Regions from separate parts of the Homo sapiens genome. Here region 2 is linked to region 1. A link is an interaction called in ENCODE POLR2A ChIA-PET data of the cell type or tissue named here. Cell type or tissue: B cell. All regions are shown on one strand. Links, peaks and the distances in the headings refer to the core of each region. The heading gives the core; the rest is flanking DNA. Region 1 overlaps TBC1D22A (TBC1 domain family member 22A). Region 2 overlaps CELSR1 (cadherin EGF LAG seven-pass G-type receptor 1).

Evidence for each region. ChIA-PET counts read pairs that join two places held together with the same protein. Peaks named below come from ENCODE experiments on the same cell type or tissue, not always from the same donor. Only the 100,000 strongest peaks of a DNase experiment are listed, where the experiment ranks them.
Region 2: POLR2A ChIA-PET joins it to region 1 with 10 read pairs; 2 of 35 experiments call an interaction of 5 or more read pairs at or near these places.

Annotation. Positions count from the first base shown.
Region 1 is chr22:46,990,418-46,995,789 of GRCh38, forward strand. All of the region lies in intron 9 of TBC1D22A (TBC1 domain family member 22A), which reads left to right. Among named protein-coding and RNA genes, the nearest start is that of TBC1D22A-AS1, 77 kb to the left of the region's middle. RefSeq lists an enhancer at 2,843-3,671. In B cell, for the core only: no CTCF peak of the experiment used is centred there; no DNase peak of the experiment used is centred there.
Region 2 is chr22:46,474,401-46,479,772 of GRCh38, forward strand. All of the region lies in intron 1 of CELSR1 (cadherin EGF LAG seven-pass G-type receptor 1), which reads right to left. It also overlaps the pseudogene FAM136EP. Among named protein-coding and RNA genes, the nearest start is that of CELSR1, 61 kb to the right of the region's middle. RefSeq lists an enhancer at 4,784-5,313. In B cell, for the core only: no CTCF peak of the experiment used is centred there; a DNase peak (open chromatin) is centred at 2,311; H3K27me3 peaks cover 498 bases.

The DNA.
Region 1 (5,372 bases), core at 200-5,199:
CGTCCTCCTTCAGCCCCAGCCTCCCTGTGATTAGTATCTCACATCACTGACTTCAGTGTGGCATATGTGTTACAATTGAGGAGCCAATATCGATACATTATTGTCAACTAAAGTCCACAGTTTACACCAGTTGTAGGCCGTGGGTTTTGAAAGGTGTGCAGTGACATGAGTCCACCAAGAAAGTGTCGCACAGTGTCGTCCCCTGCCCTGAACACCCTCGTGCCCCGCCTGTTCATCCCCTTCCACCCAACCCCTGGGCTTTTTACTGTCTCCATAGTTTCACCTTTGCCAGAATGTGACTTAGTTGAAATCCTGCAGTTGGAACCTTTTCATCCCACTGCTCCTGCTGCGGTGGCTTCTCTCCCCGTTGGCTTGCTGGCTGTCTCCCTCCCGCGCCGGCGTTCGTGACGGCTCTGCTCCTCGCCGTGTGCGTCTGGAAGTGACCATGGATGGCCTCCTCCTGCTGGTGTGCCGCTTTACTCTGCTGGTTGGCCCGTGTCTGAAGACAAGGGACAGTCACGTTTCCAGTGGTTTACAGAGGCACTGGTTCCTCTGGCCTGGCTGGGTTGGGAGCCTTCAGCCTTAAACCACTGTTTGATGGCTGACACATCATGGAAGGTGCGGAATTAGGGGGAGGTTGGGTTTGCACTCTATATGGGCATTGTCTTAGGTTCTTTTAGACACAGTAACTCAGTACCGCCTGTGCCCTTGTGATGGAGCCCTTCCTCTCTCCATTTCACAGATGGGAACACAGAAGATCAGAGAAATGAACCTGGCAGGTAGGAAAGCAGGGGGTTTGGTTAAACAAGGCTGCATAGAATCTGACACGTTTGTGCTCTGAGGGTGCTTTCTGAGAACATGCTGCCGAGCCCCGTCCTTGGCCCTGCCCTTCCCTCCTCTTGGCAGAGACTGTAGTGAAGACGTCAAGGGGATCCGTTTAACCAGTGCCTCTCAGCTGGGAGGGATAGCGAATGTGATAGATGGCACAATCAAGATTCAGAATGGGTTCAGCTGCCTGCAGTGCCAGCCGGGAACCAATCAAATGAATGAGCTAATAGGAACAAATGGCAAGTCCTACGTTCAGGTGCATGAGCCGAGCAGTCAGCTCAGCAGAAGGCAGTGTGGACAGTTGGGGTTCACTTTGTCTTCCGTGGGAAGCGCGTGTAGTCACTTTGCCTGGATTACGGCAGTTGCCTCGTGAATGATACCCCTCCATCCTCATTTGGCTCATTCCATTGTTTCTACATCATCTTTCCGTGGTGCAAATCTCTTACCTGCAGTGGCCTCCATTTGCATTTCATTACCTGCGTTTGAGAGCATTGCCTGGGTCTCACCGCTGACTCCGACGTGGCCTTCCAGCCTCGGAACGGTCTCCTCTTGCCTCAGCCGCAGCTTGCTCGCTGCCCTCCAGCTGCCCTGGCCTCCATTTCATTTCTGGGATGTGACATGCTCCCTCGGGCCGCCGGGGCTCTGCTGCATGGTGCCTGAACCCTCTCTCTCATCTCTGCTCAGACCTCACACCCTCCAAGTGGTCTTCCAGGACCAGCCCTGGTTCTGTGCTATGATGGTGTGGCCACCCAGGTCCTCGTTAGCAGTCAATGTGCACTTGCCTGGCGAGTGATGAACATTGGCTCAGCTGTCAGACTGTCATCCCTGTGAACAGAAGGGTCCTGTCTGCCTGTCCACTTTTCTCCCTGTCTGTGTCAGGGGATCCCAAGACGACCCCACAGAGCCACACTCGTGGCTGTGATTCTTCACAGTGCAAGGATGCAGAGGAGACTCCATCAAGGGGTAAAGTCCAGAGGAAGCGGTATAAGCTTCCAAGCCCCCTCCTGGCGGAGTCACACAGGACACGCTGGATCCCTCCAGTGCGGGGCTGGGACGACCCGTCCGAAACGTTGCCTGCTGGGGAAGCACATTAGAGACTCAGCACCGAGGATGTTACTGGGGACTGGGCATGCGGACACTCTCTGCTTGGCATGTGCCCAAATGCAGCCTCCCAGGAGGAGAGCAGGTGCCCAGGGTGAACCACCCTGCACAGTGTAGGCCCGCCGAGTCATCCAGATCAGTCAGGGAATCGTGGGAACTCTCCTGAAACCCACATTCTAGGCACCGGCCGGGGACCGGCCTTGCAAGCAGGACTCTCCGGGGATAGCATTCCCAGGCCTGCGTGTTTGACTCCTTCGCACACATCGATACTCAGGACTTGATTTTCTGGCACGTAGGAGGCTTTCAGAGTTGAACAGATGAAAGAACTAGTATCTGATGTGGTTCTGCCTTCCGCTGGACTGATGCGTTAATGGCTTTAATGTATTAATGGCTGACAGTGGAGTGCAGCTGTGACAGGAGGCTTCCTAGCTCTGTCCTTGCGTGGTCAGAGCCCAGCTTCTGTGTTCAGGGCTGGTGGCCAGGGGCCCCCGAGAGGATGTGGAAGGGAGTCTTAAGAGTTGAAGGAAATGGAAGTCTCTCAGGCCATTGCTTGCAGAAAAGACTTCCCGAGGTGTTTCAGAGGCAGGTCAAGGCCTGGGCGTGGAAGGCACATTTGGTTTCAATGTGGGGAAGACACTATGTTACGGTGAAATTAGCCTGGAAAGAAGAGGCTGGACTTTGTGGGGAGGTGGATCCCTGGTCCAGGTGGAAGAGCACTTTGTCAGAGAGGCAGGAGGGAGTCTAACTTCTCCGTGAGCTGGCAGGTTTGACTCTGGGTACTTCCAGGTGAGCTGATAGGAATTTATATTTCGACTCTTCTCTAAAATGCTCCCTAAGAAAATTTTATTCTACTTTTCTTCCAAAAAGTGCAGAAAGTGTTATTTGTTATCGGGAAGAGTGTGATGTTGTAATGGCAACAGGTGTAAGGCAAGCTGAGCGTATTTTTAAAAATTTATATTCACAGACTTCACCTTCTGTGAAACATTTCACAACAGATCGTTGTCTTCAGCCCTTCCTCTCTTCCCTCTGATGCATATGTTTTATAAATTATATCCTTTTTTAAAGATACCAGATCTCAATTGGAAAGGACATGCATACTTACTTTTTATGAAGGGAATAATGTTAATATTATTACTAATGACATTTTTATAAGTGTAGAGGATTCTTGCTTAGTTCCTGTTTTGCTGCCCAGGTACGTGTTCACCAGCACAGGTGATCTGGGTGCCAGGTGTGGGAGGCGGGGTGCTGGGCTGGGGTGTCCCGAGGGCAAATCTGGTTTCTGGGCCTTAAGCAGACAGAGCCTGTGATCTACCCAGGGGCCTTGGTGCAGCCTGCGGGCAGCTGCTGGGAGGGCCTGGGCGGTCAGTGCCTCCCTGGGACAGGCTGCTGCGAGGGCCATGGGACATTCTTTTCTCCCTCCTTTCCTCAGCCACCTGGCTCTGGATTCCTTGGCCACGGTGTCTGCCTCCTTAGAGTGCCCTTGAAGGCTTCCTGGCCCCAGAGCGGGGCCTTCTGCAGGCTGGGCTCACCTCCCGAGCCAGGAGCCAGGAGGGCCCAGACCGACCCCCCTGTGTCTTAGCCTTGGCGCCTCGCCCTCGGGGGGTGGGGCCGGGCGTCCCTGCTACAGCCTTCTGAAGGCTGGCCTTCTCCGCCCCTAGCCTGAAGCCAGAATGCCGAGGCCATAGCTGTCAGTCTTTGCAGGTCTTTCAAAATGCAAACATTTTCTCTTTCAAAATGCAGACCTTTTCGTTATTGGCTCTCAGGTGTCATTCTTTTTTTTTAATTGTTTGGATTTCTGAGAATCCGTCTTCCCTACCTGGGTTTTGAACAAATTGAGAAATAAAACAAAACTGTGCCAGATGGAGGCAAAGAATAACTTTTATTTCTGCTAACTGAGAGCCTAAAATCCTGTCTTAGTGGGAGAGCCACCGAATGGCTGACTGATCCCAGGACCCATCAGGCTCACCCACCCCATCAGAGCCAGTGTTGAGGGCCGGGCCCTGCCCACCTGCTGTGGAGCCTCTTGAGAAGTGCAAGGGGCTGAACCCACCTTCGCCTCTCCCCGTTTTGGCCTCCATGGGGCGAGCATTTCTGCGGCTAGAGCAAGTCCAGGAGAGGCAGCAGCTGCGCTCCAAGCTGACTCCAGGTCTGTCTGTTATTCACATAACCATCAGGGACCTGGACAGCCAGGGACGTGGCCTCTCTTGGAGTGGAAGAGATCGCAGTCCCTCAGGACAGACCAATGGGGTGGTTAGAATGTGCTCCCCATGGCTCCGGAATTTGTCGGAATAGGACATTCATTAAATAATCTTAGGACCTCTGTGTACTGGAGGCTGCCACACCACTCTCAGGTTTACTTCTCACCCTTAATTCTGTGCAGCTATATTGTTCAACCGGGCTCATCAGAATTCCTCCACGAGGTTAAATTACATGATGTAAACTTGCAACACACAGTGTGCCCTAAATTTTAACATCAGTGTGCTCCTGTTATCCAATCTCTGGGGAGAAATTAAGTCTTAAAGGCTAACCATTGCAAGTTCAGGACCAAAGATGATGACAGTCAAAGGAATTCAAGTCTGGAGCCAAAATTTCTTACTCCTGTTAAATTTCAAATATACGAAAGCTCACAATTTGTCCTTAGCTGTTGCTGCGGCTCCCTCTCAGCCGGACAGGTGCCTGGGTCTCACTGACACCATCGCAGCTCCTTCAGGGCCTAAAAGTCCTGCCCATTAAACACCGTATTTTGGACAGCCAAATTCAGGAGGCCTCCAAGCTTCTCCCTGAATCAGCCCACGACATCTAGGAAACATATCATCCCCAGGCCCGGGAGCAGTCACTCCAGAGATCCTCTCCCCGGAGCCCATCCCTCCTGCTACACAAGGTCACCGGAGGGCCTTGGCGTCATTCTAAGTGAAGGTGGCAAACGGAGTTTTCGTGGTTCTGCCCTCAGAGATGTGACAGTTTGGAATCCAGAGCCTGTCACTTGAAATCCACCTGGGAGAAATCCCTCAGCAAGCCGGCAGGTCTGACTCGGCTCATTTTCCATTTCTAGGGAAAGAAAAATCCTTAGGGCCTCGTAGGCATTTTTTGTGTTCTGTGCCACAGTGGCTGCCATGCCTGCTCTTGTTAGGAGATGTCATGTGTGCTCTGCGTGTGTGCACGCACTTTGTGTGTGTGTGTGTGTGTGAGAGAGAAACGTAGAGAGTGCTGGCTGCGTGTGTTCACATTTGACTTTCCAGACTTGGGAATGCTGCTGGCCCGAAGGCAGTCGCTCAGCTCCACGTTTGTCTTACCTGGGGTCACCTCCTGGGTTCTGGAGCTGGGGGTTCTGTGAGTGCTGTTTCCACGTCACTGGGGCCTCCCGAGGGCTGACACCCTTGCTGTGTGCCCTGTCACCCTTCCTCCACCTGCGGATTCTGTGAACTCTGTGGCCGCGTCCCCTC
Region 2 (5,372 bases), core at 97-5,096, 520 kb before region 1:
TCCCGTTGGTCCCACCTAGTCTTAGCCTCAGACAAGCACCCCCGGCGGCCAGCACCCACCCCAACCCTGCCCCAGTGTCTGGTCCCGATGCCTGGTCCTGACCCCTAGACATTGTGTAAAACTCAAATAAGTGTATTTAATATATCCATTACTTGTAAATTTATCATTTATTTGTGGTAAGAATGTTCAAAATCCTTTCCTCTAGCTATTTTGAAATATACAATACAATATTATTAACCATAGTCATCCTATTGTACAATAGAGCAACAGAACTTATTCCTGCCATCCTACTGTAACTTTGTACTCTTTGACCAATCTCTCCCCAACCCCCTCTTCCTCCTTCCTCACCTCCCCAGATTCTGGTGACCATTATTCTACTCTCTACTTCTTTTTTTTTTTTTTTTTTGAGACGGAGTCTCACTCTGTCATCCACCCTGAACTCAAGCTGCAGGTCCCAGGCAGGTCACTTAACTTGTTGGAGAGGCTGCCGGGATCTGCTAAGAACAGCAAGCCGCTTCTCCCATGGCCAAGCACAAATCAAATGGAAACGCACAGGCAGGCCCTGGGAAGCCCATCAACAGGCAAATGAGGAGCGTGTTAAAAGCTCTGAAAAGCTTCTAGAGCTTCAAATCATTCAAACACAAATGCCATTTTATCTTGCCGCATTATTCTGTTTCAAAGGCACACTTATTCACTTAACATCCTTCCTCGTCTCCTAAATTATAAAATCCTAGAAATGACAAGAATTATTCTGTCACAAGATATGGAGGAGAGCACGAAAGAACCACATCCCCAGGCCCTCAGCATTAGATGAGTCAGGATAAACATTACACATTATTATTACTGAAAAAAACCCAACTTCAGGTAGCACAAGAAATAAGGAGGCCTTAAAAACGACAGACACCCTGACACACGCTACAACACAGATGAGCCTTGAAGACATCACACTGAGTGAAAGAGGCCGGTCACAAAAGGACAAATACTGTCTGCTTCTGCTTACGAGAGGTCCCGAGAACAGTCAAATCCACAGAGACAGAAAGTAGGATGGTGAGTGCCAGGGACTAGGGGAGGGCTGTGGGGAGGTGGCATTGAATTGGCACAGAGTCTAGTTTGGGAAGATGAGGAAGTTCTGGAGGTGGATGGTGGTGACGCCCATGAAACAATGTGAATGCATTTAATGCCACTGAACTGCACACTTAAAAATGGCCAAGATGGTTCGTTTTATAAAGTTTATTGCAATTAAAAATAAAGAAACGAATGGGGGGGGAAGAAACAAGGAGAAATGAAGCTACGAAGATATCTAAAACCTCCTTCTCAATGTCACTCCCACATTTATTATTTATGGTAAAATCACATAATCTTCGATAACACTTATTAAGAAATGTTCTCTCCTGATTTCATGTACAAAATAAAGCTCATATCCTAAGGCAGAAGTTAGAATCTAATTCAGGATTTAATACTATTAAGTTGTTCCATGTTATTCCAACACAGCTCATCATGTCTCTGCTTGATGGAACCTTCTGGAAGCCTGAAATAATAACAGGCCCCACTGTGCCCCAGGAAGGTGTGTTCACACATCAACATAGCCAGCCCAACGCCAGCCTAAAGAAGTTGTGGGCTGAGACGTTGAGCAAGTGCATTCTTGTCAGGAGGCAGAACTTTCATTTAAGAGTTAAGGATTGCTTCCTCACAAAGCTCAACATAGAATTAACACATGACCCAGAATTCTATCCCTAGGTGCAATGCAAAAAAATTGAAAACATACATCCACACAACTTGTCCACAAATGCTCACCACAGCATTATTCACAATAACCCAAAGTGGAAACCCAAACGTCCACCAATGTATGAATGGACAAACCCAGTATGTTCCATTCATACAATGGAATATTATTCAGCCATAAAGAGGAAGTAGGCTGGGCGCGGTGGCTCATGCCTGTAATCCCAGCATTTTGAGAGACCAAGGTGGGTGGATTGCCTGAGCTCAGGAGTTCGAGACCAGCCTGGGCAACATGGTGAAACCCCATCTCTACCAAAATATAAAAAATTAGCCAGGCGTGGTGGTGCACACCTGTGGTCCCAGCTACTCAGGAGGCTGAGGTGGGAGAATCGCTTGAACCTGGGAGGCAGAGGTTGCAGTAAACTGAGATGGTGCCACTTCACTCCAGCGTGGGCAACAGAGTAAGACTCCGTCTCAAAAAAAAAAAAAAAAAAGAGGAAGTACTGACCAGGCTACAACGTGCATGAAACTCACAAACTTTCCGCCAAGTGAAAGAAGCCAGACACGAAAGGCCACATAATCATGATTTCATTGATATGAAACACCCAGAATCCACAGAGACAGAAGCCATGCTGGTTGCCAAGCGCAAGGGGCAAGAGGGACCAGAAGTGATTAAGCTTACTGGGTATGGGGCTTTCTCAGGTGATGAGAATGTTCTAGAACTGCACAGAAGGAGAGGTTGCACATCGTGAATGTAACAAATGCCACTGAAGTGTTCATTTTAAAGTGGTAATTTTATCGTATGTGAGTTTCACCTCAATTTTTTTAAAAGGCAAAAAGAGTTAAGAATTGATTCTTAGTAAAAATTTGTCTTATTTTGGCGTGACATTGTACAAAAGGAGAAAGCGATTCTAAAGGGCATTTCAAGAACCATTTCCTTCAAACCAAGCTGTCGAATGAAGTCAGAAATGAACAGGTTTCTAAGACGTGGAACTACTTCTCCTTCCAAGAGCAGGAAGCCACCTTCCGACCCTGGAGACACCAAACTCCCCCACCTTAAAGATGCTGAGTATGGCTTGGGTAGAGCCAAAGTCGCCATCTGTTTATACCATGAGCTAAATATCATGGGAGAAGCCCACACAGGCCCACCCGCCACAGTGAAGGCACCAGCCGGGACTTCGACAGGGATCAAACACCTGGAGTTTATCAGGAACCTTCTGTTGTCTCTGCTTTGCTTCAAGTCCTCACAGAACAATCTGAAGGCATTCGTTTCCTGAACAGGAATCCAAACGTCTGACCACAAGAAACCCCTTGTTGGGGAGTGCCGGGAACTCCTGTGGGGAGACGCTGAGTGGCCAACGAGCCTGTTTTTTTGTTTTGTTTTGTTTTATTGGCTTTTTTTTTTTTTTGAGACGGAGTCTTGCTCTGTCACCAGGCTGGAGTGCAGTGGCACAATCGGCTCACTGCAACCTCCACCTCCCGAGTTCAAGCGATTTCCCTGCCTCAGCCTCCCAAGTAGCTGGGGCTACAGACGTGGGCCACCACGCCAGGCTAATTTTTTGTATTTTAGTAGAGACAGGGTTTCACCATGTTGGCCAGGATGGTCTCGATCTCCTGACCTCATGATCCACCCGCCTCAGCCTCCCAAAGTGCTGGGATTACAGCCTTGAGCCACGGCACCTGGCCAATGCTGTTTTAAGATAAGAAGAAAAAGGAGGAACCCCCGGGCTTCAGCTTCCAGGACAGGTACCCCATGGCAGCACTGTGGACTCTCGTGGGGGCTGGGTAACTCTCTGTGGGGTGCCAGCCCCCGGGAGGATGCTGGGCAGCACCCCTGGCCTCCACCCACTGGATGTCAGCAGCACCCCCACCCCAGGCTATGATGACCACACATGTCTCCAGACAACACCTGCCAGGGCAGCAGCACACCAGCTGAAAACCCAGCCCTCGGAAATGATCACCCAAACCTCTGGACCCCTTCCGGCCTGAGACTCTCAGCAGGTACCAGGAGCCCGGGAAGCACCGAGCTCAGGGCTCCTTGGCTCAGCACCCGGCTTTGCCAGACCACTCGGGCCTCTGCGCCTCCCGACAGCGCCGTCTGGGGCATTCCCCTGCCAGCTGAGCCCAGAGATTGACACGGGCTGGGCCAAAGGGGAGCCATTCCAGCCTCGCTCTTCCCTGCCAGAACCAGAAAGCCACCTCTCTGCCCTCGTCCTGGAAAAATGGGCCAAATTCCCCAAGGCAAAGATTAAACGACAAAACAAATTTCAAAGAACAAGTGGGCACCTGGTTCTGAGCCAAATGATGCCTTCCAGCATGACAATGCGGCCCTGAGCACCTGCCAAGGGACAACCATATGTTCCCTGGCCCGACGTGTCCACGAGCCACTGCCAGCCCAAGAGAGCTGTGGACAATAAAGATGAGAATTTTTTTTTTTTTTTGAGATGGAGTCTCACACTGTCGCCCAGTCTAAAGTGCAGTGGTGCGATCTCGGCTCACTGCAACCTCTGCCTCCCGGGTTCAAGCGATTCTCCTGCCTCAGCCTCCCAAGTAGCTGGGATTACAGGTGCGTGCCACCATGCCCAGCTAAAATTTTTTTTTTTTTGGTATTTTTAGTAGAGACGGGGTTTCACCATGTTAGCCAGGCTGGTCTCGAACTCCTGACCTTGTGATCTGTCCGCCTCGGCCTCCCAAAGCGCTGGGATTACAGGTGTGAGCCACCGTGCCCAGCCGAAGATGAGACGTCTTAGTAAACACAGCAACGAGCCCAACCCAGCCCTGCAGCAGGTCCTGCTCAGAGCTCTCAGGCTCTTCAGCCACTGCTCACCGCAGGCCCAGGGAGTCAGGAACGACCAGGGCCAGTCTGGAACATTCCAGGCTCCAGGTCTAAAAGTGCTATCCAGCACCCAGCCAGGCTCCTCATCCAGCCACCTCAATGGCCAGAGCAGCAGGTGACCCTCGGCCTCCCTCTGCGTGCCCCTGTGCCACTATCTCCATCTTCCTCTTCTCCTTGCCCGGAGTCTCGCATGCTCACACCTGCGGCTGGTGCAGCATCCGCCGACGGACGCTCCCGGGGTTTTGCTGAATCCTGGGAGCTTCTCTCCCTCCAAAATGACCTGCTGGACTCAGGTCTGTCCCGACCCCCATGCTTGTCAGCAGTGCCTCTGAAATGCTGACTCATCTCCAGGGACCAACCTGCGTCAAGCCGCTCCTACCCCCGAGCCCGAAGGCCCTCCTGTGCAGAAAGGCTGCGGCAGCTGCCAGGGGAAAACTGTCTGGGCCCTGCCCTGGAAGCCCCTACCACTCCAGGTGAGCCTCAAGCAGATGCCTCGTCTTTGGGAAAAAGCTACCCACGGTGGCTGAACCGGCACTGCAGCCATGTCCCCCACAAGCTCATCACGGAGCCAGAGACCACAGCTGCCTCTGGGCAGGAGATGCTGGGTTCCAGGGGCCAGGGATAGTGAGCTGAGACTTTTTGTGGTTATTTGGACTTTTTGGGGGGGGGCCGGGGGTGGGTAGAAAATTAAACCTTATTTATTTTTAAAACCAAACCACTAGGAAAATATATCACAGCCGGGAAGCAGCAAATGGACAGGCTGTCTTATCATTTCAAGTAATAAGCTGGTGAGAATACAATGAGGTTGCTATCAAAA